Linked DNA regions of Mus musculus: all the other regions are linked to region 2. Evidence: chromatin loops called from intact Hi-C (ENCODE). Cell type or tissue: left cerebral cortex. All regions are shown on one strand.

The links. Peaks named below come from ENCODE experiments on the same cell type or tissue, not always from the same donor. Only the 100,000 strongest peaks of a DNase experiment are listed, where the experiment ranks them.
Region 1: it touches region 2 in a loop (4-fold over the local background); 4 of 42 quality-filtered maps call a loop at or near these places.
Region 3: it touches region 2 in a loop (6-fold over the local background); 12 of 42 quality-filtered maps call a loop at or near these places.

What each region holds. Positions count from the first base shown.
Region 1 is chr17:90,448,863-90,456,862 of GRCm38, reverse strand. The region is part of intron 17 of Nrxn1 (neurexin I); the gene reads left to right. Among named protein-coding and RNA genes, the nearest start is that of Gm32337, 9.1 kb to the left of the region's middle. In left cerebral cortex, CTCF peaks have their summits at 2,395 and 4,015 (motif pointing left); DNase peaks (open chromatin) are centred at 3,967, 4,997, 5,261, 5,867 and 6 more places; H3K4me3 peaks cover 5,741 bases; H3K27ac peaks cover 5,144 bases.
Region 2 is chr17:90,581,907-90,589,906 of GRCm38, reverse strand. It overlaps Nrxn1 (neurexin I), which reads left to right. Exons shown (of 23, transcript NM_020252.3): 14 at 1-59; 15 at 1,046-1,236. Among named protein-coding and RNA genes, the nearest start is that of Gm32337, 120 kb to the right of the region's middle. In left cerebral cortex, CTCF peaks have their summits at 4,767 (motif pointing right) and 5,632 (motif pointing left); DNase peaks (open chromatin) are centred at 4,310, 4,790, 5,587 and 6,588; H3K4me3 peaks cover 446 bases; H3K27ac peaks cover 3,406 bases.
Region 3 is chr17:88,951,020-88,959,019 of GRCm38, reverse strand. No RefSeq gene overlaps it. Among named protein-coding and RNA genes, the nearest start is that of Lhcgr, 160 kb to the right of the region's middle. In left cerebral cortex, a CTCF peak has its summit at 4,802 (motif pointing left); DNase peaks (open chromatin) are centred at 4,799 and 7,807; H3K27ac peaks cover 582 bases.

The DNA.
Region 1 (8,000 bases), 130 kb after region 2:
ACCTGTCTGGTTACATGAACAGTGTATGATCTAGAATGATAGGCAGGCTTTTTTCCCCTGTCCCTCACCCCCCCCCCCCACTGGGGACACAAAGCTTTCCAGAAAGATGTTCAGTTTCATGGAAATGTCATCGTCCTCGTCATTGTTGTTGTTGTTGTTGTTGTTGTTGGGGACAGTAGGTCTTAGAATGTTTGGCCCTGATTCTATTTCCCTTATGAAATTGGGTGAGAACCCGTCATTAGAAGAGGAGAGATCACAGAGGGACAAGTCCATATCTCAAGAATTCTTTGATATCCCAATTTATTTACTGAAAGACAGTTAATTCACATCACTTCTCTTTCTCTTCTCACCCTCTTTTGTTCCCTGCTTCCCTCTTCTACCTCTTCCTTGGCTGCTCATCCTGTTGCCTTCCTAGACTTTCAGTTCCCCTGACTTACACTGGTTCCTAGGAGTCACAGTGTTGTAATGGGAAGGAGGGCTCTTTGTTATAAATAATGTGAGCAGTAAGCAGATCAACGGAACTGACGCTGAGTGGACGGTGTCAAGCCTTTTTTAGCAGTTTGGTTTTGAACACCCGGTAGAACAAGTTTGGCCCAATAAAAAAAAGCAGAATTCCTTCCCTTTTAAGAGCTCTAAAGACACTGGTTACTTTTATGCAGAGGGGTAGGGGACAGTGCTTTTTGCCCAAGTGATTCAGAGGGAAGGATCACCTGGCTGAGAAGGGAGCGTTGCCTTTTAGGTGTTTCCCGCATCGCGTCCACGTGCCTCTATGATGTGTGGAGAATGCCAGGGAGAGGCAAAGCGGGCGGGTTTTTTTCGGAAAGCTAGACCAGCCTCCCTCCTTACATAGGCTCGTCCTCTGCATTGCATCCGAGCTTCGGTGATTTGCTGTTTGGAGACTGCAGATTTGCATAGAGCCCCTTGCTTCACCAGCGTGTGTGGTTTTTCAGTTCTTTTATTTATTTTTTCTTTCTATTTTTCTTTCCTTTTCTTTCTTTCTTTTTCTTTTCTTTTTTTAAAATTTTCTCCTCTTCCGCTCTTTCATCTGCCCCTGCTTTTCCTCCGCTCGCTTTCCCCAGTTCGATCCCTGCTGTCTTCACGAGGGTGCCCACTTCCCTCTGAACCCATCGTCGGGCGTAGTGTCAGGAGGCGGCGGACTCGGAGATTGCCTCTGGAGCAGGCGATGCGCGCCGCTGCTCTGCGCGCTGCCCGGGTGAGGCTGGCGGGAGCTGGAGAGCTGGCCAGGGCTGAATGGAGGGACAGGGTGCCTTGCGTCCATGGGGTCTGCTTCTTTCCTGAAAGGAGGCTGGACCGGCGAAGTGGTCTCCCAGTTCCCCGCGCACAATGCTAAATGGATTTACCTAGTGGATTCCCGGTGGATGGCTGTCATGTAGAAGTGAAGACCCTCCGGGAGGAGCTTTAAACAATTTCCAGGCTCCCCAACCCCGGCACACACTCTCGCCCGAAACTCTTGGGGAGTATCTCTGGAGAACCTGGAGCCCTGCAAACCTGGAAGCAGCCACCCTTTCTGCGCTTGCTGTTCTTCGGGTCTGCTTTTCCGGACAAGTCCTCCGGCCAGCTACATTCACCTCGGCTATGTTTCGGATTGTTTGGGGTACTGTTGTAGGGCACTGCAGACTCCAGGACCCTGAGAAGACTGTCCGAAGGAGGGAGAGGATGGCTGCCCTGGCGCGGTAAGGCGGCCAATCCAGCAGCCAACCGCGAGCCGCCCGATCCCCGGCTTCCTCTTCTCTTCTTGTGCCCCAAACTTTGCCTCCCGCGGCGGCTGCCCCTTGGCGGGCGCCCCGCCATGTACCAGAGGATGCTTCGGTGCGGCGCCGATCTGGGATCGCCCGGGGGCGGCAGTGGCGGCGGCGCAGGGGGGCGCCTGGCCCTGATCTGGATAGTCCCGCTCACCCTCAGCGGCCTCCTAGGAGTGGCCTGGGGGGCATCCAGTTTGGGAGCGCACCACATCCACCATTTCCATGGCAGCAGCAAGCATCATTCAGTGCCTATTGCAATCTACAGGTCACCAGCATCCTTGCGAGGCGGACACGGTGGGTCTGCAATGCCAAGTTCTTGCGGGTTATCCTCTTGCTTCCCCTCTTCAACCCTGCACTTGATCGCGGCGTCTCGGCCCTTAAGGCTCTAAGATGTGGGAGCCAGAGAAAAGGGAGGTGCATTTAGGTGTGCTTGTTGGGAGCCACTTATCTCTTTGAAGACAATAGAAAGGGATGGGTGAAGGCAGCGCGGGTGTTTGTGGTGAGGGGTGGGAGGGGCGTGCCTTGCCGAGGTGCCGGGAGATGTGGGCATCTAATACAGGACCAGCCTGGGCAGGGAGCCTGGCCCCGCTGAAAGGGGGTGTCTCTCGCCAGAAGGTCACTCAGTGGCCAGATGGGGCGCCGCGCTCCACAGAGGTAACTGAGGGAGAGAGATGAGGGCTCTGCAGAACCTTTTGTCTGTGCAGCGCTGCCCCACCTCCAGACCATCTTTCCTGGCCCGAGCAGTGAGCATTCGAACCTGTGCATCTCTCCAAAGCGCTGCTTCCAGACTGCAGTGCCAGGAAAGAGGTCCCGGGACTAGGCACCCACTCAACAGGAGGCCATTCCCTCTTACCCCACGTGTGTCTTACTTGGATAAGGCAGCAGTACAGTGAGCTACCTACCCTCTCTGATCTTCGTCAGTCCCTACTGGACACAGAGCTCCTCCTGGAAACCATCCTTTCTCCACCACACACACACACACACACACACACACACACACACACACACACACACACACACACACACACACGGCCGAATTATTCTCTAGATGCAATGGGAGTGGTCTGAGACTTCACAGACCCCCATCTCCCTGAAGATTGGTCTCCTGAACACCGCCAGTCTAGCTCCCTCCTCTGTGCAATTCTTTCCATGGAGTGCAGGCTTCCTGGACTAAGCCAGGAGTTCTGCCTGGAAGAAGAGAAATTTCAGGAAAAGGGACCTATTTTCCAGTTTGTTAGGGAAGATCTGAGTGTAGAGAAATGCCTTGTGAGCCAGTATCCTCTTATGTTTAGATGAAAGCTATATCAGATTCACCGAATTGCCAAAAATAAAATAACAAAATCAGCCAGGTTTCCCGCCCCCCCCCCCTTTCTCAGTGCCTGTGAGGCTTTTTTCTTTGTCTCTTCTGAGTGTAAGACCTACTCATTTACCCAGCAGGCTGGACGCTGTGATCACTTTCTTTGGCTGTTCTTCCATTTCTTTCTTGCAGTCAATTCACCTTTGAGACTCTGCTCCTTGGATCCTCTACTCCCTCTCATGTATTTCCCCTCCCAGGGGCAACTGTTAGTACTATGATGTCGGGCCCTTCTCCTGGGATAGACTTCCTACCTCGGGACTCCTGTGGGCTAGGCATGAAAAGCTACAGCATGATCTAATGAACAGAGACAGGTCACCCTGGCAACCCCTCACTGGGAGTGGAATAGTGACACACTTTACATTGGCTCCAAATAATTGATTGTTTACCTCACCTGGTTCTTGAAGGAATTCCTTTAGAGACACCTAGTAAAACCCGAACCAGGGCTTTCTATAATATCAGAGGGCAGATCCCTGGGAAACCATAGAGTTCCAGGTGCTCTTCCCTCTGACTCCCTAGATTCTGGGGAGCATACTGCTACCTTACCTGAGTGTAGCCCTCAACCACTGCTCTGCCTTTGTGCAGAATTATACCACTCCTGTGGGAGGAAGGAGAGCCAGGGCACAGGAGGGCCAGACAGAGCGTGGGTGGGTGGGAGTGGTGTACCAGATGGGGGTATGTGAGGGTGTGGGATGGCTAATTGTAGCAGTGGGGCGCTATGAGCTAATTATCTCATATGCACATAAGTTTCTTGTGGGTCTGACTCTGCAGAGTGACCCAGTGGTAAGGTCTGAGAATGTGGACAGGGCTTGTGGAGGTGACAGGACAAAAAGGGCCCCTGTAGCAATTTGACACTCCTTTACAAATGTAGCTTCTACCCCAGGCAGATGCCCTCTGCTGGTCTTTGGTAACATTTATTTCCCTCCAGAATAGACTGATTGTCTGTATGTGAATGAAAAATCAGGCTCATCTATCATTGAAAAGGAGAAATCAAGATGGGCAGGTAGAGACAGTGAATGGGCCACAGTAGGCATTATTCTTTAGGGTCAGAGAACTTTCTTTCTTTCAGAGAATGCTATTTATGTGGCCACATTTGTTTGTAAAACCTCCCTCCATTCCTACATACTCACCAGTCAGAATTTAAGGTCCTAAATAAAATACAGGTGTGAAGTTTTCACATGTCTCCCCTCCCTTCTCTAGAAAAGAGACAATTCTATAGAGAGCAAGCTAAGAACATTAGGCTGAAAAAATCGGTGTCTGAGGGTGGTGCACTCCGAAACCAGGGTGTGCAAGGAGAGCAGAGGGCCCCAGAGCAGGGCTCGTAGGGTGGGAGCTTGAGAGAAACCTAATAGAAAGAGGTGAAGTCGAATTTGTTGGGTCAATAAGCTTGATGAATATTTAGCTAATTATTAGGACAAAGGGCTCACAAGGAAAGAATTGCTGAGCCTAATGGATGAGAGAGAAAGCAAAGCAAAAAGGTAAATGACAGTGTGATGAATTCCTACTAGGAAATGAAGGCAAGTTAAAAAGGAGGCTTCATTTAAAATCTGTGACTCTTGCAAATGTGCATGTGTGGATAAATACATGAGCCTGTTTGGTTGTCTTAGAGTTTCCGAGAAGCATAAGACTGTTTGTTTTTTAATAAGGAGTACGTACATATATGTTAAGTGTATGTAAGGAAAGGAAAGCTTGGGTAGCATATTCTAAGGGAGAAAATTTAGTCTCTTATGTTTTAGAAACTGCTGGATCCAGGTTCATTCTTCTTCATGTTTTTTCATGCTATGCTTCATTTGCACTATTATGAGGTGTCACTTACAAGGTTTGCGGGTGCAGAGGGAGCTCATGTCTACCACACATGTCTTTGTGTAAGCTGACCCAATTGCAAAGATTGTGGTGAGGATTTTCTTAAGTGCATATATATGAGAAGCAGATTTGGAGACAGTTTCTGCCTCTCCCCTCCCCAATTTTGTATGAATTTAAAAACATAGATGGTGAAACAACTTCTGTATAAATTTTTTTTTTTTTAGTTAAGTCAGTGGAGAACTATGTAACTGTAAATGATAAGAAGCAAGGCTGCTTATAATTAAAGCCAACTGGAGTCCAGAATAGACCCGTGTGCTCAGCCAGTACTGCTTTTGTGCTGTGCCATATGTGTGGAGCAGAGAATGATGTCAGTGCTATGCTCAGGTTCCCTGCTCAGCTCCCAGCATTCCTAAGCACCAATGTTCTGCATACTTTAGAAAATTAGCTTAAAGCCTCTCAATATTTTCAGAAGATACAGAAAGGAGAAAACATTCACAGATCTTAGCAACTAAAGTCAGTTCATCTCTTCCCGCAAATATGAACTCTGGAAATTATATTACTGTGATGAGCTTATACTATTAAAGAGCAAAATGGTTTCTTCAAGGGGAGAAGTGAACGAATTTTAAAGCTAGGTTTGTGTTTAAGGGAACTCAATGACATTAAATAAAGATAAAATTCATAGCTGGAATTTGTAACATATTCTTCCAAAGTACTTTCAAGGCATATGACAAAGTTCTAAAGGGAGCTTAAATATCTTTTGTGTGTGTGTGTGTGTGTGTGTGTGTGTGTGTGTGTGCGAGGCTACTGAGACATGTCGTGTCAAAGATGGGCCAAGAAATAGAGCCAATCTCTGATCAGAGTGAAAAAGAGATTACAGTCAGAGATTTGTGACCCCATAGCCCAAAGTGATTGTATGATCTCAGAGGTAGAGAGTGTTCTCCATGTGGCTTCATGGGGTCTTTTGGAGTAGAATTCATTATGAATAATCCAGCCACCAGTTTTGTGTCTAGTCTATCTTAACACCTCTGTGTGCTGCATGTAGACACACTCAGTTGGTGCCCCACTGGTGTCATCAATAACTCTGTTGTGGACTGTAACATGCTTGTTGATAGAAACTTTCTGACTTATTTTCGATCACAACCAAGAGAATTGATTAGCAAATCTTCACTATGTTCTGCCTGGGTGAAGATCGCTCTGGTTATTGATTACTATAGGTGACTGGAGACATTTAACTCTGAATGTTTGGAACAGGTTTTGTTACTCCACACTTGGGCTGTTGACATTGTAAGCAAAGACATCACTGATATGTTCTGAAGAAGATGGTCAGTGAATAGTGTTGAAACACATTTTTGAAACATTTATGTTCTAAATAATCCTGACAGCCTAGAGAAATTTTGAGTTTGTCCCAAAAGAGTAATATATTTATGCTTTAGATTGTTTACCTATTTGCTGAGTACATATGCCATAAATGAAAAAGTATCTATGTTTGTTTGTGTACCAGGTACCATTAAGGGCTACAGTGTAAGGGAATATATGGGGGGGGAGGGGCCAGCTAGGAGGAGCCAGAGCACTTAAAGTCCAATCATCATGTTTATACCTTAGCTCTAAAAGTCCATACTTTCAGAAAATATCAATCTTTAGAAAAATAAATATAATTTCTCTTAGAAAACAGGTAATCTCCAAACACAATGATAAACAAAATCCTACAAAGTTTATCCATATGTAGTAGTCATCTGGACTACACCATAAAATGGTCAAATAAAAGTATGAAACTGAATTTTATCACCACTATCTTCTATTGCCTTAAATATTAATATTCCAGGAAGATTTCTTTGCACAATTCCCCTTTGTCAAGTTGATGCTTTTATTTCTTGTAGCATAAACACAAGTTTTATTTTTCAGATACACACTGGACTTGTTTTATAGGCGTACTTAAGATGGAAGATTCATTGGTTGAAATGAACACTGATGTGAGATAGGCAGCTCAGTCTGGTGGTGATAATCCTCAGAACGAGATTCGTGGGGAAATTTAGCCATTGCCACTTACAGGAATCGTATAAATTTACAAAGCTGTTTTTTGTTAACTTATGAAATGAAAATACAATAAATTACAACACCAGGAACAACAAATAAGATCACGAACTTTATCCTATGCAAACTCTAGAAGATTATACTATTTCACAATTAAGAGCCTAGTAAATAGTCGCTGTGCATAAAGGCAATCAACTGACTGAGTTCTAGGCCTGAGCCTGCCAGGTATGAACTGAATGACCTCTGGAATTGACTATTTCTTTAAACGTTAGCCTCTTTCAACTCTAAGGTCGGATGAGAACATCACTTCTCACTTAACATTGTGACAACAGAGATCTAAGTAGCTTGAGTGGACCAGATCGACAGGGTCATGCAAATAGGGAAAATGGAGGTTGAATCCATGTCTTTCAATGCATCTTCCTCCATGTCAAATATGTTTCCTTGAAGCTCTTGGGAGGTCATGGGCAGACCTGGTCTAGTTCATTTACACTTTTACCTGTTTAGTTGATCATCAGAGCTTTAAGCTTAGGTGTTTAACTAAGATTAGGCATATCTCTCAGAATGGATTACATCATTTCTTGTATAGAAAAGTGACTAGCCACCCTCCCTCTACTTTTACCTACACTAATAGTTAGCCATCAGAGACCCAAATATTGCTATACCTTGTATTTCTCTTTTATGAAAAGCACATATTTTAATATGTTAACAATCTCAGCAGCATACAGCTTGCTTTTATTGTTTAGTCAATCAAAAGACTATAAGACTGCTTGTCAAAGAGCTCCATAATGGTATATTCTCAGTGTCAACAACATAAGAATCTTTTTAATTCTTCATGCTCTGCTTGTCTTTTGAAGAGTTTTATTGATTCTAGGCATGCTTGCCCTACTTTTTCTGTTGCTATGATGAAATACCCTGACAATTGCAACTCATGGGACAGGGCTTACAGTTTGAGAAAAAGTTCATCATAGCAAAGATTCCTGGCCAGAGTAGATTAAGAGGTTGAACCAGTTACATCCACACTGGATGCTGGTGCTCAGCCAACTTTGCTT
Region 2 (8,000 bases):
CTAATTCTGTATAACAGTGGGGATGGAAATGACTTTATTGTGGTTGAATTAGTTAAAGGGTAAGTATATATCAGCTCAATGAAAAGAGAAAACAACACTGTATAAAAGTGAATGTTAATATTCAAATTCTACATGAAAGGCAGTATGTTGACTTACGCAGTGGTCAGCAGGAGGAGGAACTCAAGTTACTCAGTTTTTCATAACCTTTACTAGGTATCTTCAGTAAATACAGAACGATGCAGCTGCTTGTATGTACAGTTATATATGTGGGAACAGATCAGTTTTAGTTCATGGTAGATCTCCTATGACTCTCATACTTCAAATGTGTATTTCTTGAGGTTTGACACTAATTCTACACAAGTATTGTTAGGCCACTATGTGCTCAAACAAGTAGCTAGTCCAGTTTATCATATTAGTTATTTGATGAAATTACAATTAACTTAAGATTAATTGTGTGATGAATAGTTCAGGAACAATGGTGTGTAAATAAAAGGTTCTGAAAGTGCCAATGGACACATCTTCAGTAATTTGGACATTTATTTATCCACCCAGTGAATATTATTATATACTTATATAAATACACACACACACACACACAGACACACACACATACACACACACACACACACACACACACACACACACACACACACACACACCATAGACCCCAACTGAGTCTAGGCTAATATGAAAATGCAACACAAAACCATGACAATCAGTTTCCTTTGATGATCATGCACACATTTTAAGGAGTCTTAAACAGAAAGACAAATATGCATTATGTAGGAAATATGCATTAGAGCATGTTGTTGACACTTGAGAACACACCTTCCATGAGAAGTATTGCCATGCCAGTGTGATTAACCAAAGGAGAAGACAGTAGAAATGGGGAATTCTGTCTCCTTTTAGTTTGTCTTGCATCCAACTCTGTCTTCAGACACTAGAAGGATAGATTCACCTGAAAGTGTCATGTGTGATGTCTTGTTTACCATCCGTGTTCGTTCAGAAAGCAATGGCTTTTTTCTCCATTTCATTTCCTCTCTAGGTACTTACATTATGTGTTTGACTTGGGAAACGGTGCTAACCTCATCAAAGGGAGCTCAAACAAACCACTCAACGACAATCAGTGGCACAATGTGATGATTTCACGGGACACCAGCAATCTCCACACAGTAAAGATCGACACAAAAATCACAACACAAATCACTGCGGGAGCCAGAAATCTAGACCTCAAGAGTAAGTACTGTCTAAGCTGTAGTACCAGCATCTCTCCAACATCTGTACACGACCAAACAAAAACCTTTACTTAGGGCACATGCACATGCCTTCTGTAAAGGCTGACCAGACTTCCGGCCGTTGCACATGATTAATAATACAACACACCATTCTCTGTTCTTCCTTTAATGTAGCACGAACATATGTATTTTTAATAACAGTTCAAAAATGCAACACCTAAGAATGCATGCATAATTAAAAATTAAAAATGAGGAAATGTGCTCCTAATCCTGATATTGTTAGGAAAAGTAGACACCTGGAAGTTTCTTAAGCCCCAATCCTTTTCTACGAATCTGGAGTTAATAGAACCAGATACATATTGAACTTCTAGACCCTTTTAGTTTTATTCCCCTGTTTGGTTAGATTTCTTTGATGACTTCAGACCCTTCTGCCAATATCTCTGAGTGTGGCTTACCCTTTGTAATCTGTTTTAGTTTCATTTTCCTTACCACATCCCTAATACACACATGCACACGTACACACACACACACACACACACACACACACACACACACACACACACACACACATCTTCCTGTTACTTATCCCTCTATCTTTGTCATCTATCTATCTATCTATCTATCTATCTATCTATCTATCTATCTATCTATCTATCTTCCTATCTGTTTCTCTCTGTGTCACACACACACACACACACACACACACACACACACACACACACACACATCTTCCTGTTACTTATCCCTCTATCTTTGTCATCTATCTATCTCTATCTATCTATCTATCTATCTATCTATCTATCTATCTATCTATTTATCTATCTATCTATCTTCCTATCTGTTTCTCTCTGTGTCACACACACACACACACACACACACACACACACACACACACATATGAATGATGCTTAGTGAGCTGTTGGGAAAGGCTTAGCAGACATTTTTTCGTTATTGAGATTTCATTTTTCTAGTGCTTTAGAAGACAAGTTAGCAATAGGATAAAATAACATTAGATTCTACTTGCATGGCTCCAATGTGAGAACCATAGCCACATATCCTGTCATACGGATCCGGACAAAAAGACACTGGAGAAGCTGACATTGAACTGTCACTGAGAGGCTTGGACATCTCACCAAGGGATGGAGTAGCTTCTAGAGGGCAGAGGAGTAAACCCAGATTTAAGCACAGCTCCCTCTCTTCTCCCCTGCTTTGTCCTGGTGCGTGGCAAAGCCTCTCAGATATCATTACAGGCATATTTCCTTTTAAAAAACGGATTTATATTGATGGAGCCCGTTCATTTGATTCAAGAAATAAATGCATTGGAGAGTTACAGAAATGGAGAAGGAAAATCTAAGAGTTGTCATTCTAGAGGGAAAAAATGCCTTTTAAACAGGCTGAAATAAGAAAATATTTTGCTTTATGTAATTGTGGTTCATATTTACAATGCTGGATCCTAGTTTGTCACATGTAAAATATGTGTTAATGGTGTTTCCCTTCTTTCATAGGAAGCCCCTTGTTAAGTTCAAAGGGCTCTCTCTCTCTTTTGCAAACCTAACAGGAGACTCAAAGGAATGCAGTTTAATAAGCTTCTCTGTTTCTCTGTCTTCTCTGAGACAGAAGTGAGCTATGTATTTGGTATTCAGAGGATGCCCTCATTTGCATGGTGGACTCAGGAGGCCATTTCTAAGGAAAGGGGAAGCCTGAAGTTCAGTATACTGGCCAGGCCAACTATGAGCTAATAAAATAATGCCTGGTTTATGTCAGAGAGTTTTCAAGGCACATACATGATCCTCCTGAGAGACCTCAGAGGGCATGTCAGAGATTCAGATGACTAGAAGCATTGCTTGAAGGATTTAATACTTATAGTCACAGTTTGTCATCATGAACAATGAAATTCCATGGGCTGTGACTCTTCAGATGTTTGGAACAGCAATTCCTAAAAGCAAACATTTGCTTTTTATTTATTGCAATGGATATAAGCTTGATAGTATGCTACAAGAGGGTTCTTTCTGAGACGAGTGTGTGCCTGTACAAATCTTAGACACATTTTCTTAATACATGGACTACTTTTAGTACTGATGAAAAGAAAAGCATTTTCCATAATAAAGAAATGCCGAAACCATGAATTAATTACATGAAGAGTGGACAAAGTCAGATTTTAAGTTTAAGACTCTTACTAAATGTTTAAAAAAAAACCAAAAACTCAGTTTAAGTCAGAGGCTAATCCCCACGCTGAGTAGATGTGTGTGTTTGTTTGTGGCTGCATGGGCACATTCCCGTGTGTATGGCTGTGGGTTTGGACCCTAGAAAAGGGTGTTGGGTGTCTTAACTGTGGCATTCTTCATCATACTCCTTAGAGCCACAGTCTCTCGTTGGACCAGGAATCCCCAGCCATACTCCTGTTTTGTCTCTGCCTCTCTGCACTGATTTACAGGCATGTGCATGGCCACGAAGGCTGTTTGTGTGGATTCTGGGATACCAACTGGGGGTTTCATGCTTGTGTATGCAGTACTCTTACTTACAGATCTACCTCTTCAGGTTGACGTATTTATTTATTTATTTATTTAATCCAATAGTTATCCTGCTCAATTCTGTGAAGCCACTGTGCTTTCAGACCTCTCAGATGAGGTCACAAAACAAGAGCTGCTCCCTAAAATTAGGCTGAAGTTTCAGGTTATAAGTGGGTTTGTGACTTTTAATAGGAACAGCAATCCCAAGAAACACTCTGGAGGGAGAGCGTGATGTAACCCATCACATCCTTGCTCTGCAGGACTTCGGTGCTAGCCAGATGCTATTTACTGAGCACTGACTCCTGCTGAGGGTCCTGCCATGAAGTTACCATCCCAAGGAACACACTGCGTCTGAGCACTCACATGTAGGACATGACAGGGAGGAAAGCTATGGCACTGCGTGTGGGTACCGCAACTGGGCTGAGCATGAAGACTTTTTGAGAAAGCCTTGTTTAAAGGATACAGGAAGAACAAGTGAAAACAACCAATGGCTGCTCTTTCTTCCCTCGTGGGCAGCCACGGGAACTAAGGATGAGTTTATGGGTATGAGACATGCAGGGCTTCACACCTGGAACTGACTGTGCCTGCCAGTCACGTAGGAATACAGGAAGCAGGAGAATCACTGTATCTGAGTCAGTGGGTTTATTTTCATTGACATTCACCCTCTGAGAATTAAATGTATTCTGACTTATCCACACCCTGTTCAAATCCATGAAGAATCTTTACTTCTCTAAGGGAAAGCAGTCAGCTTAGCTACACTGCATGCCTGGTAGTTCCTGAAGTGCAGAATTCCGTGTTCTTCTTAGAATAACTCACCAAGGATGCCCAGGAACGACTAGAGATGTAGTCAGAGATCCTCACTACATGTCGTGAGCATCCTGAACCAAGGCACAATTTATGTTATACAATCTTTAACTCACTTTTTAATGGGTTTGACTTTGGTCAGTCCTCATCTGAAGTCACTTGGCTAAATCAAATTTCTGATGTTTTCACTTACATTACTATACCTAAAAGAACCACCAGAGGGCAGCATAGGGCCATGCACTGTTACACAGTGTTGGGGAGGGGATTAATTCGCTCCTCTAGTGCAGGCAAACAGAATGCCTTTGTTTCCAGAATGTAAAATTCACATTTAGCCTTGACAGCCATTCAGGCTTTTGTCCAAGACTGGGTTTTATCTTGTAATTGTGGAAATATGAAACCCAGACCTCTCTCCTCCCCACCTCGATTCATATGGAAATCGTCATGAACAAGCCTCTACCCAAGGAGAGTTCCAGAAAAGAAATTCCGTGCTGATGACCTTGTTCTAGCGATCTTTTCTCGCACTGCCCAAGTCTCCTGGGTGTATGCCTCTCCCTGCTGATACAATTTGTTTTCATCTTTATTCCCAGCTGCCGATGTCTATTCCCTTTGGCTATTAAGTACAAGCTGCAACACGCAAGGAAAGACACAACATTCATGTACTCTGGACTGATCTCATAGCATGACTCTATTTATTCTGGAACTTTTGAGTACTGACCCCTTTAGTGAAATAATGCAATCCCTCCGTGTGCTTGTCTTGTCCTAATTTGGCAACTTCTATGCTAAAATATATGGAAAGGGGCTGATATTTATTGAGTCCCTATTAAATACTCAATGGATTTAAATGAGGTTATTGTATGTAATCCTTATGAGTGTCCGGGATTTGAATTGAGGTCAGTCTTGCTTATTCATTTATGTAGTTCAAGAATAAAAATAGAACAGACGAATAGTTTTGGGTCTCCATCTTCCATGGGTGTCCTTATTTAAGAATTAAGTTAATCCATCAGCAAATTGAGGCTTTTAAAAATTTGATTGGGGCCCGACTATGGTCCTAGGTGTATAGCGGACAGTGCCCTCAGGTGGCCACTTAGCAAAATTACACCTTGTAACTCTGGCTACATCTAGGTCATCCAGGGGGTGAACACTTTGTCCCCTTCTCCTTTATCCCTCTTACAAATCCCAAATTAATTTCCTTCCTCATCTTTTAGCATTTTCCGTATCTCCATTCAAATCTTCGACTAAAGGTAGCTAACTGCCGGCTACTGAGTTTCCCTTGGCCAAGCGAGTAAAAGGCCCCCTAATCAGCCAGGACTTTCCATTCCAACGGATTCCATGTCTAAGTGGAGATTTGCATACATCCTATGCATGTTCTTTTCTTTTGTAACGCAGATCAGTTTGTTCCCTAGCGGATCTCTTTCTCTGGACCTGGACATGAGGCACACCGGCCTGATCTACCTTTTCACATTGTGCTTTGAAAAACATTTTATTGAATGTTGTCACTTCCAAAGTTTTGATCACATTTAAACATGTCTGAGCTTCATTGCTTGACATGTGTGACTTTGGGTAGCTCTTTTGTTCTTTCCTAGATCCTTTTGCTCAGAGAGGAAATGTTCAGATAAGAATTTGACTTATATTGACAGTGGAAGAAATTCTTGTTGGCCTCTTGGTCATGATGTAGTGAGATTTACTAACACGTTCTTAATTTGTGTGAGGTTATTTTAAGGATTATTTGAAAATTGAAGAGACAAGACACCTTTTCAGTGGCTAACCATGAGGGCCCTTAGAGGGGTAGGAATTTGTTGTAATTGCTGCACGGGATCTCCAGAAGACCTGGGTGTCCCTGGCACCTGCTCCCTCCCCCTAGTCCTGTTTCCCAAATATCATCATGCTTCTGAGACCTTCTTTCTTCCCTGCCTGCTGGCACTGCCCTGACGTAACATCTCATTACTGGCAGTGGTTCAGATTTGGAACTCTGCTTTATCTCACTGTCAAATTCCCCCAAACACGGGATTTAAACCCAATGAGTGGACCTGCCACTGTGGGCTCTAGAGTGCAGCAGGTGCTCTCCCAGCTGTGGTGGCTGCTCTCATTTTATAAATTGGCTATAAATGCCCAATTAGATCTTTCATGCATGCAGTACAAACCTCCTGAGAAGGGTGTTGCCCTTCTAAGGATCTCTATGTCTCAGAAGGAAGCAGGGTGCTTTGCTTCTCTGATCGAGCGGGGCTCTGCACAATCGGCAGAAGCTGGGGATGCTGTGGTTGGCAGTACACTTTAGTGATTTTTTTTTTTTTAGCTGCAGTGCAGCTGAGAATTGATGTTCAGTGGGGAAAGGGACTACTTTGGAGGCAAGGACCACAGCACAAAACAGTGACAATAAGGCAGTGAGTCTGACAATGTAATACTTGACAACTTTGTTATTCCCTTCCCCACACAAGAGTTACAGCACAGTCACTGCGAAGACAATTAGAGACATAAAACCATTGTTTCTTTTGAATCTATTGGATTCCCAGACTTTGCCAAAATCAGCCCAAACCTATCCTCTTGATTCTCAAATCTCCGACAGTTTGTTTTAATCCACTTTCGCCATCCCCACCTCTAGGAAGATACCCTTCCCGGATGCACACAGTTGTCTGTGATTTGTTTAACGTTCATTCTGAGTGTTCTTCTCTTAATGTTCATACTCCAGGCCAGCAAACACTATTGCAGCTTAAAGGTCTGTAGCCTGTACGTACAACTCTGTCTTGTTTAAATCCTCCATCTCTCTCTGCCTAGAGTGACATCCTCCGGATAAGTGACATATCCAGTCATGTGTCATGTGAATGTTCTCAAGATCCAGCCTCTTACTACCTGACTTTTTAAAATCAGTTATAAATGTATTTATTTTACGGGTGTGAGTGCTTCATGCACATTGATGTATGTGTGCCACTTGCATACTCTGTACATACAGAGCAGGGAGCCAGACCTCAGTGTCAGAAGAGGTAATTGGATTTCCTGGACAGACTCACTAATGGTTATGATCCATTATATGCATAAGAACCAAACCTAGGTCTATAAGTGTTTTTAACCCCTGAGCCATCTTCCCTGTCCCCTAATTCATCATTTACATGGACCAGGGGAAGCAAATTTTATCGTTGATATCAGCCTCAATAGATTGCTACTGAGGGCCCAAAACAGCAACTGAGAAGCATTCCGAAACATTTGTGGATTTACGAGCAGAGAACTCGAGAGTGGCAAGTCTAGATGTGAGATGGAGATGAGCCACAGGTAGCCACAGACTGTATTCGAGTTTCTGGTAATGTTCACCCCAACTAGGGCAGCTGCTTTTCATTTCATCACCAAATTCCATTATAATTTTACACAGGTCAACCCATCTGGACGTCTTAATTTCTTACTAGTTGCTAAGACATCAAAAGCTAACAACCCTAGTTTATCTGTAGGAGGTGCCTTCTCC
Region 3 (8,000 bases), 1.6 Mb after region 2:
CATGAAACAAGGGAAAGAAGGAAAGGTAATCAAACTTCAACATGTCTGCTCCTCAATAGACACATCTACAAAAATAAAAAGCAAGCTAAAACTCAGGAAAGGGTGTTGTCAAGGTATGTATCTGGCAGTGAGTTCATATCCAGAAAACATTAAGAATACCCATAAATGAACATTGAAGAATGTATAACATGGTCTGGAGAGATGGCTCAGCTGTTAAGAGCACTCGTTGCTCCTCTGAAGGACCTGAGTTCAGTTCTCAGCACCTGCATCAGCAACTCACAGTTGCTGTGATTCCAGTTCCAAGGTGGTGGGATACCCTGTCATGACCTCAGTGGGCCCCTGCCCACATAACCACATTGTGTGTGTGTGTGTGTGTGTGTGTGTGTGTGTGTGTGTGTGTGTGTGTGTGTTTTGCTGGTGATCGAACCTTTGCACATGTTACACAACTGCTCTACCACTGAACAATAGTCCACCATTTCATTGATGCAGTGGTTCACTGGTATATAGACTGACCTTTAATATGTGGTCCTCCTGTCTCTGCCTCCCAAAGGCTGGAAGGCAACTACAGGGAATACCAGCATGCCCAGCTGTGAATGCTAAAACACAAACAGATTAAGGCTGAGTACTAAACTGTTTTATTGTTGATGAACTGGTCTGTATCAGGTCGGCTCTTTGGAATGTAATGACAAATCCTCTGCAGGCTGATTTCACAAATGATTTTTTAAAAGTTAATCTTTGTGTTCTCAAACAATGTGTGTTCCATGTTTGTTCTTCTAGAATCACTGAACCAGTTTATTTAAGGACATCCCATAATTCTCTCTCTCCTTTCTCTCTAGAACGCATCATTCAGAAGTTATCCCACTATAGTTATCATGTGAGACCAAGACCACATGTGCTCCCAAATGCCTGTTTCAAATCCATGTTAGAATAATAATTTTGCTGTGGACTGCTGGTTGCTCAGTAAGAGAGTTGGTACTGTCGAATCAATAGGCTCTAGATTCACCCTGTAGACAAATCTCTGGGTAGGTCTGTAAGGCCATTTCTAGTCTGAGTGAATTGATGTTTAAAACCCCTCTCTAACTACGGGTGAAGCCATCCAATGGGCCAGAATCTGGGACTAAGTAAAAGGAGAAAGCAAACTGAATACATCCTCTGTCTCTCTCTCTCTCTCTCTCTCTCTCTCTCTCTCTCTCTGTCTCTCTGTCTCTCTGTCTCTCTCTGTGTCTCTGTGGTGTCTCTGTGTCTCTGTCTCTCTCTCTCTCTCTGTCTCTCTGTCTCTCTGTCTCTCTGTCTCTCTCTGTGTCTCTGTGGTGTCTCTGTGTCTCTGTCTCTCTCTGTCTCTCTCTGTCTCTCTCTGTCTCTCTGTCTCTCTGTCTCTCTATCTGTCTGTCTCTCTCTCTCTCTCTCTCTCTCTCTCTCTCTCTCTCTCTCTCCCTCTCTCTCTCCCTCTCTCTCTCTTCTTCCTGATGCAGATGCAGTGTCTCCTGCTCATGACACCACATGGGCCTTCCACCACCATAACAGACTGTATTCCCAAATTTGTGCTTCTTCCCTTAAAGTGTTTCAAGTCAAGTATTTCTCACAGCAAGAAGAAAAAGTAAAAGGTTGTCCAGTATGCCCCAGGACCATGAAGAAAACTCCAAATATTGTACATAATAATTTTCCTCACTATAAAATTCTGGGTTTGCTGTCTGTCTCCTTGACACTTGGAAGATATCAATTCACTGCCTTACCACATCGAGCGCAGCTTTATCAGGGATGATTGTAATCTGATTTTCTTGTTCCTTTGGGTAATATGCTTTTTATCTTTGAAAGCTTGTAAAATTTCCTCTTTTTCTTTGATATTCTTTAATGTTGCTGAAGAATGTCTCTGTGTGAGGTCACCTCCCCTGCCTAGCTTTCTCTGTGTCCTTTCAGTACAGGGTCCCTTTTCTCCTTCTGTAATCTTCTTACATGAATACTATAGCTACTTCAACCCTCCGTACCCTTCTCCAGTGCCTTCTAACCAAGTTTCTCCTTCCAGAATCTCAGACATTTAGCATGCTCTTTGGCTGTCAACATTTTAATAGGCCGCTTGTCCACACTTTAAAAAAAAAAAAAAAAAAAAAAAAAAAAAAAAACCTGTGTAAATTACATGTAGCTATCCAGTGTCTGTAGTTGGTGTTTCTTTGTGTTTCTCTTCAATTTGTTTTTTGATGGTCTCTTACCTCTTTAAAGATAATTGCTAGGCTTATTTTTTAATTGTGTTCATTTCTTTTCCTCTTGTTTACCTTGTTCGGTTTAATGTATTTCTCCCAAAGAATTTCCCCTCCTCGAATGTCGAGCTATTTTTTTTCTTATTAGCTAATCTTTTACTCCCCTAGGACTATCAACTGCTTTCACAAATAGTATCTCGTTACTTTGGCCTTTTTTCTTCTTCCAGTGAATTGAAGGAAGATGGCCTCAAGGTCACAAAGGTACAATTTTCCTATCCCCAGGCCACCATTGCCCAGCACTGCCCTGGCCTGCCTCATGCTGATGTCTTCTCATGCTTTCAGAAATACAAGCAGACTCTTTGAAGATGGATGTTGAATGGAAGGTGGAGGCAGACTAACAGAATGCTCAGGGCTATCCAGCTGTCTTGATCCTGGCCTCTCCTCTTGGCTGGCCTGGCCCCCGGTGCCCATCGACTGCATCCTGCTACCGCTGCTTTCCTTCCCAAGAAACAGGCAACACCCAAAAGTAACCAACAGGGAAGAAAGAACATACCAGAAAGCTTCCTCAGCCAATCCCTGCATGTCCCTGGCTTCCTCGTCTTCAAACTGACGTTTCTCTCAACCAACCATCTTCCTGAGAATGCTAATACTTTTCTTAGTTAATGAAAAAAAATCTCATTGTTGAGTTTAGAAAGGAAAGAGAAATGCCATGCAAAGATGTGGTCATGTGCAACTTTACAAACACTAAGGCTGCACAGCAAATACCTAGCTAAGAATCCTTTGATTAAATAAGATAGAGGACGTGTGAGTAAGTGGAGTCACATCACATCCAGGCTCTCATCTCAGGCGCCCAGCTGTCCTGGCCATCTTTGAACCAAAAAGAGCTTCTCAGAAATGATTAAATTTTATTGAAGCTCACAAGGGATGGTAGAGAGAGAATATTTGACTACTTTTGACAATTATTCGAAAGCACTAACCCGAGGGAGGACAGAATATGAAATCATGGACATAAGCCCTTCTGAATGCAGTCCCTATCTAGTTCATCCTTTGTCCTTTAAAAGATTATTTAATTATTCTGTGCACATGAGTACTTTGTTCACACGTGCACAGTATGCATGCAGCGCCTATAGAGACTAGAAGGGGGCATCAGATCCCCTAGAACCAGAGTTACAGAACTGGTGGGCGACTGGTGGGCGCTGGGAAGTGACCCTGAGTCCTCTGCAAAATCAAGCTGCTCTTAAGAGCAAAGTTACCTCCCCAGCCTCTTCACTTTTTTCCTTCAAGTCACCCACAACACACTCTCTCTGTCTCTCCTCCTCTCCCTCTCCCTTCGCCCCCTTCCTTCTTTCTCTTCCTTTGCCTTCCCTTCTCTAAACTATCAGCTCCTGCCCAGCTTGGACGTTATTTTCTGCTGCAGTGCAAGGATCCATACAACAGTAACATAAGGCACTTTGATAAGTTTTGAGACCAGAAAAGTCATCCTTGTATTGCTTCAGTCAATTCTGAATAATCCATAAGTAATCTAAGATAAAGCGAGACACTTCTTGTGCCTCACTTAGGGAAATTCTGGACTAGAGAAGAAAGAACCAAGTTCCTTTTCTGTGCCAACAGCAGCTCAACATCTCCGCATAATCATTTCAGCCTTCTGGAGATATTATATTTCTCTTAGTAAAACAGCATCAATTATTAAGGGAAATCATTTTCTGGGTAAATGGATAGGGATGTTCTACAAGCAAAGCCCTTGGATTGAGTGTGAGATAAAATCACTGTTTATACTAATTGTACAGATATCATAAGACCTACACTAAGTCTCTCTGGGATTTAAAACCATTATCATGAGTTCTTGAAGGCTTCTTCTGAAGGCTGAAAACAATTAACGCTGACCAATCAACAACACTAAGACCCTTCCTAGTGACAATGGGCATTTCCTACTGTTCCACCTTTCCATTGTCACAGTCCTGAGTGTACACACATTTAGACATGAACACGTCACGTGAGCCTTTTTCTCTCTTAGCTTTCAACCATCTTCTCTACTCTTTGCCTACAGCAAAGTCCCATATCCACACTTCTCCAAATGGGAAAAAAAAATGTCTTTTACGAAAATTCTATTCGCCTGACTTGAAAAGTGAATTATTTAATGTAGACAATGGCCAACTGAGTATGTTTGGTGCCCTCAGATCAAAGACTTTCTCAGTCACAGACAAAACAAGAACAGACTGTGGAGACAACTGGCCCAGATCCTAACAGATTCGGTCTTCTCCGGTTTTGCAGGTGAAGCTATTGGCATCCCAAGAAGTTCTCTGCCTTACCAAACACAAGACAAGAAAGTGTGGGCAGGTGCACTAGAATGTGGGTCTTATGTTCCTGCTTTCTATACCATAGGCATTTAGCCCATGCCCTTATGTTCTCAACCCATCACATTCTCTGTGAACAGGTCAGGAAGATACTAAAGTCCCCAAGCTTTATTACTTCAAATCTCATCGACCATCTCGTTTCACAACTCCAATAAACTTCCCAATTTCACTCTCCGGGTTTCAACCACCTAGAGTTGACTATGCCATCCTCTGGCAGTGGGCAGATCACCAAGCAAGTACAAGGTCACCATCTAGTGGTAAATGCAGTAACGGCAGGTTACCCAGCATACCCTTGATTCTTCCACACCTCCTAATTCCATCCCTAAATGCACTTATGCCAGACAGCTTATTTTCAGCAAATTTCCAAAAATAAATTTCAAAGCTAATCAAGATTTTCCTATTATATAAGACATGAAGTAAGTTTAAATTATTTTTAAATGTAGGCGTTTACTAAGCCAGTGATCTTCCTGGTATTGCAGTAGATTGCAAGAGTTCTTAGCAGCGTTGTGCTTCCAGATAGATCGCATTGCAGATAGTTAAAGCAAGTCAGGGCTGTAGGTAAATGTTAATGTGTTTTCATTAAAGTGGCTCTAGAGTCAACATCAGCAAGGTCTTGGGAAATACACTCCAGGGAAATTGGGGCAAGCACATGAAGGGGTTCTGGGGAAAGGTAGAGAGGGAAGACGTGACTCTGATCAAAACACGTTGTGCACATGTTTTCATGTTTCTAAAATTAATAAATTCTGGTTCTTCTCTCAAACAATTATTTACTAAACACCTGCTTACTCTAGGGTATGGACAATAATATGACTATTTGTTACATACACACACACATACACACATGCACACACACCTTGGGAACATAACGGAAAGACTGTTCCATTGTGAGACAGAGGTTGCTGAAGATTATTGGTAAACAGTATCTTGAGGACATGATAAGAACTCACAGTAGCTATGGTCATCTACACATAACTCACACAAGATTGAGCCAGTCAACACAAGAGCATGGGTGAGAAAGTATTCACAGTTATTGTCAGTTCATGACTGCTAAGCGAGGGTCCGTTTTCTTTGAAGGTGTGGTCCCAGGAAAGTTGTCCATGTTGTGGTGATGGCCCAACATATGTGCACAGATGAGCAGCACTGGCTGCATGCTGTGGGTTATTACAACATGGAAGAAGAGAAAAATAAGAAACATTGACAGCTTTTGTGCAACCCCTTTCTAAGGAGCTTGCTACTGAGAGTTTGACCATGCTTCAATGAGTATATAGATAACACAGATGGGGCCTGATTTCTCCCTTGAGAGGGGTGCATGAATGAGAGGGTCCACCTGGGAGGAGTGTGATCTGGGTGCATTATATGAAGTTCCTAAATCATTGATAAGAACATTATGTTGCAGGGAGGGAAATTGGGGCAAGCACATGAAGGGGTTCTGGGGAAAGGTAGAGAGGGAAGACGTGACTCTGATCAAAACAGGTTGTGCACATGTTTTCATGTCTCAGACAGAAAGTAAAACATTATAATACAAAAATAGCAGGAAAATCAAGAGTGATCATATATATTTTAGTGATAATGAACATTTCCTATTCCTCTTCTTGTGGTCTCAAACCTGTGTGCATACGCGTGCAGGAACATATACACATCACAGCAGTGGGCAGGGCTCTAGACCTTTCTATGATCCCATACCTGTGTGCACACATGTGCAGAAACATATGCACAGCACAGCAGTGCACAGGGCTCTTTTCTTTCTGCTGCTAACCACCCTCCTCTGTTCTCTGTCTACAGGAAGAATCATGCAGTTCTCGCAGTAGGACAGATGGATTTTACAAAGACTCCATTCTTCTGTTCCCAGATAATACCTGAACAGCCTTCTACCAACCTTGCTTCTACTCAGTTTGTCTATGGGAAACTTCCCTAGTCTCTTGTTTCACATTTTCAACTACCTAGAAGATGGCACCTCCTGCAGCTTCAGCCGCTGCATGGAAATCAGGGGTGAGCAACTTGACCTCCAAACTCTCCTTCTTTCTCTTTGTTCATGGCCTTGAGGTGCCACACTCAGCAGCAACTCTAACTTCTTCTTTCCCAGTGTCCTCTCTCTAATCAGACCCAAGGGTGGCCAGGTCTGCACAGGCCTCATAATCCCACCCACACCCAATCCCCTCCCCCTACTACAGTGCTCCAAACCCCACTTCTCTGATCATAGTGGACCCTGGATTCCAGTAAGTATGTGTTCTCAACATGTTTGGTGAAAGTCTCTTAGACAAGGTGTTGAGTGAGTTCTGAGACTGAAGTGACAGAGATCGCCAGATAGCGGCCTTTTGAAAAGCCATGGTTTCCAAGTGAGTGGACAGAGAGGAAATTAAAAATGGATGTTTAAAACATCCCAAAGACTAACCGAGCACTCTTACCCTTTATTTTACACAATCAGAGTCTCTGTCCCTATTCCATAAGTGAGTTCTAGCAAAACTCAGAGACCCTGCGACCAGCTTTCCACAGGTAGATTTCAAATGTAGGAAAGACAAATACCTGTTTCTTTCAACCTCAGGTCTTACTTAAGTCGTCAAAGTCATTTTTATAAATTAGCAACTTTTAAACTTTTGAGGAGAAAGAGAGTTAATTAAGCAAAATAAAAAATGGTACATGTGTCTGGCCATAGCTGAAACTGTGAAACAAAACCAGCTTTTGTTAGTAGGAGGCAAATTAGCAATGTGTCTCTGTTTTGATCATTTTGCAAGAAACCTAAAATTTTAAATTATGCTTATTATAGATGGGAGAATTAGATCATCAAGTTGACGCTTGCAAAGCCAAAAAAGCAATTAGTAAGTCATAGCCATAATATTAATTTCTGATTTATAAGGTTTTATATGATTGATTGAGCCACTCTTTTTTATGGGTTGTTTGCACAATAGTCCCCTATGGGCTAGGCATGGGGGGACTTGGGAGTATAGAAATATAGTTTCATAATTGTCCTCACGAAATATGCCCTCTATCATAACAAGAATTTGTAAGAATCATAAGAAATGAGAGATTTAGACAGAAAATCAGATGCAGTTCTATGTGGAAGGGTCTGTGGAACAGGGATGGTGGGAGTCAGACAGACCTCACTGATGGTGCTCGGCTGGGATTTGGATGCTCAGTGTGGGTTTTATGAGAGCTTCCACTGGAGTTGGAGAATCCCAGCCAGAAAGGAAGACATGCTCCCAGAGTGTGGCACTCCCCACTGAAGCAACTTCCAACACATGGGATATACAGAGCCCCAACGATAGACAACAGAGAATGAACATGCTCTGAAATGATCACAATTATCAACACAGTGGCACATTTTCACAAGATGAGCAGATGCTGGGCAGTTTCCTTGCCAGCTTGGACATGCACTCAAATGACCAAGGATCATATGTACAATATGGGCAAACATATGTACGAATCTACTCCGAACACATAACCATTCCACAGC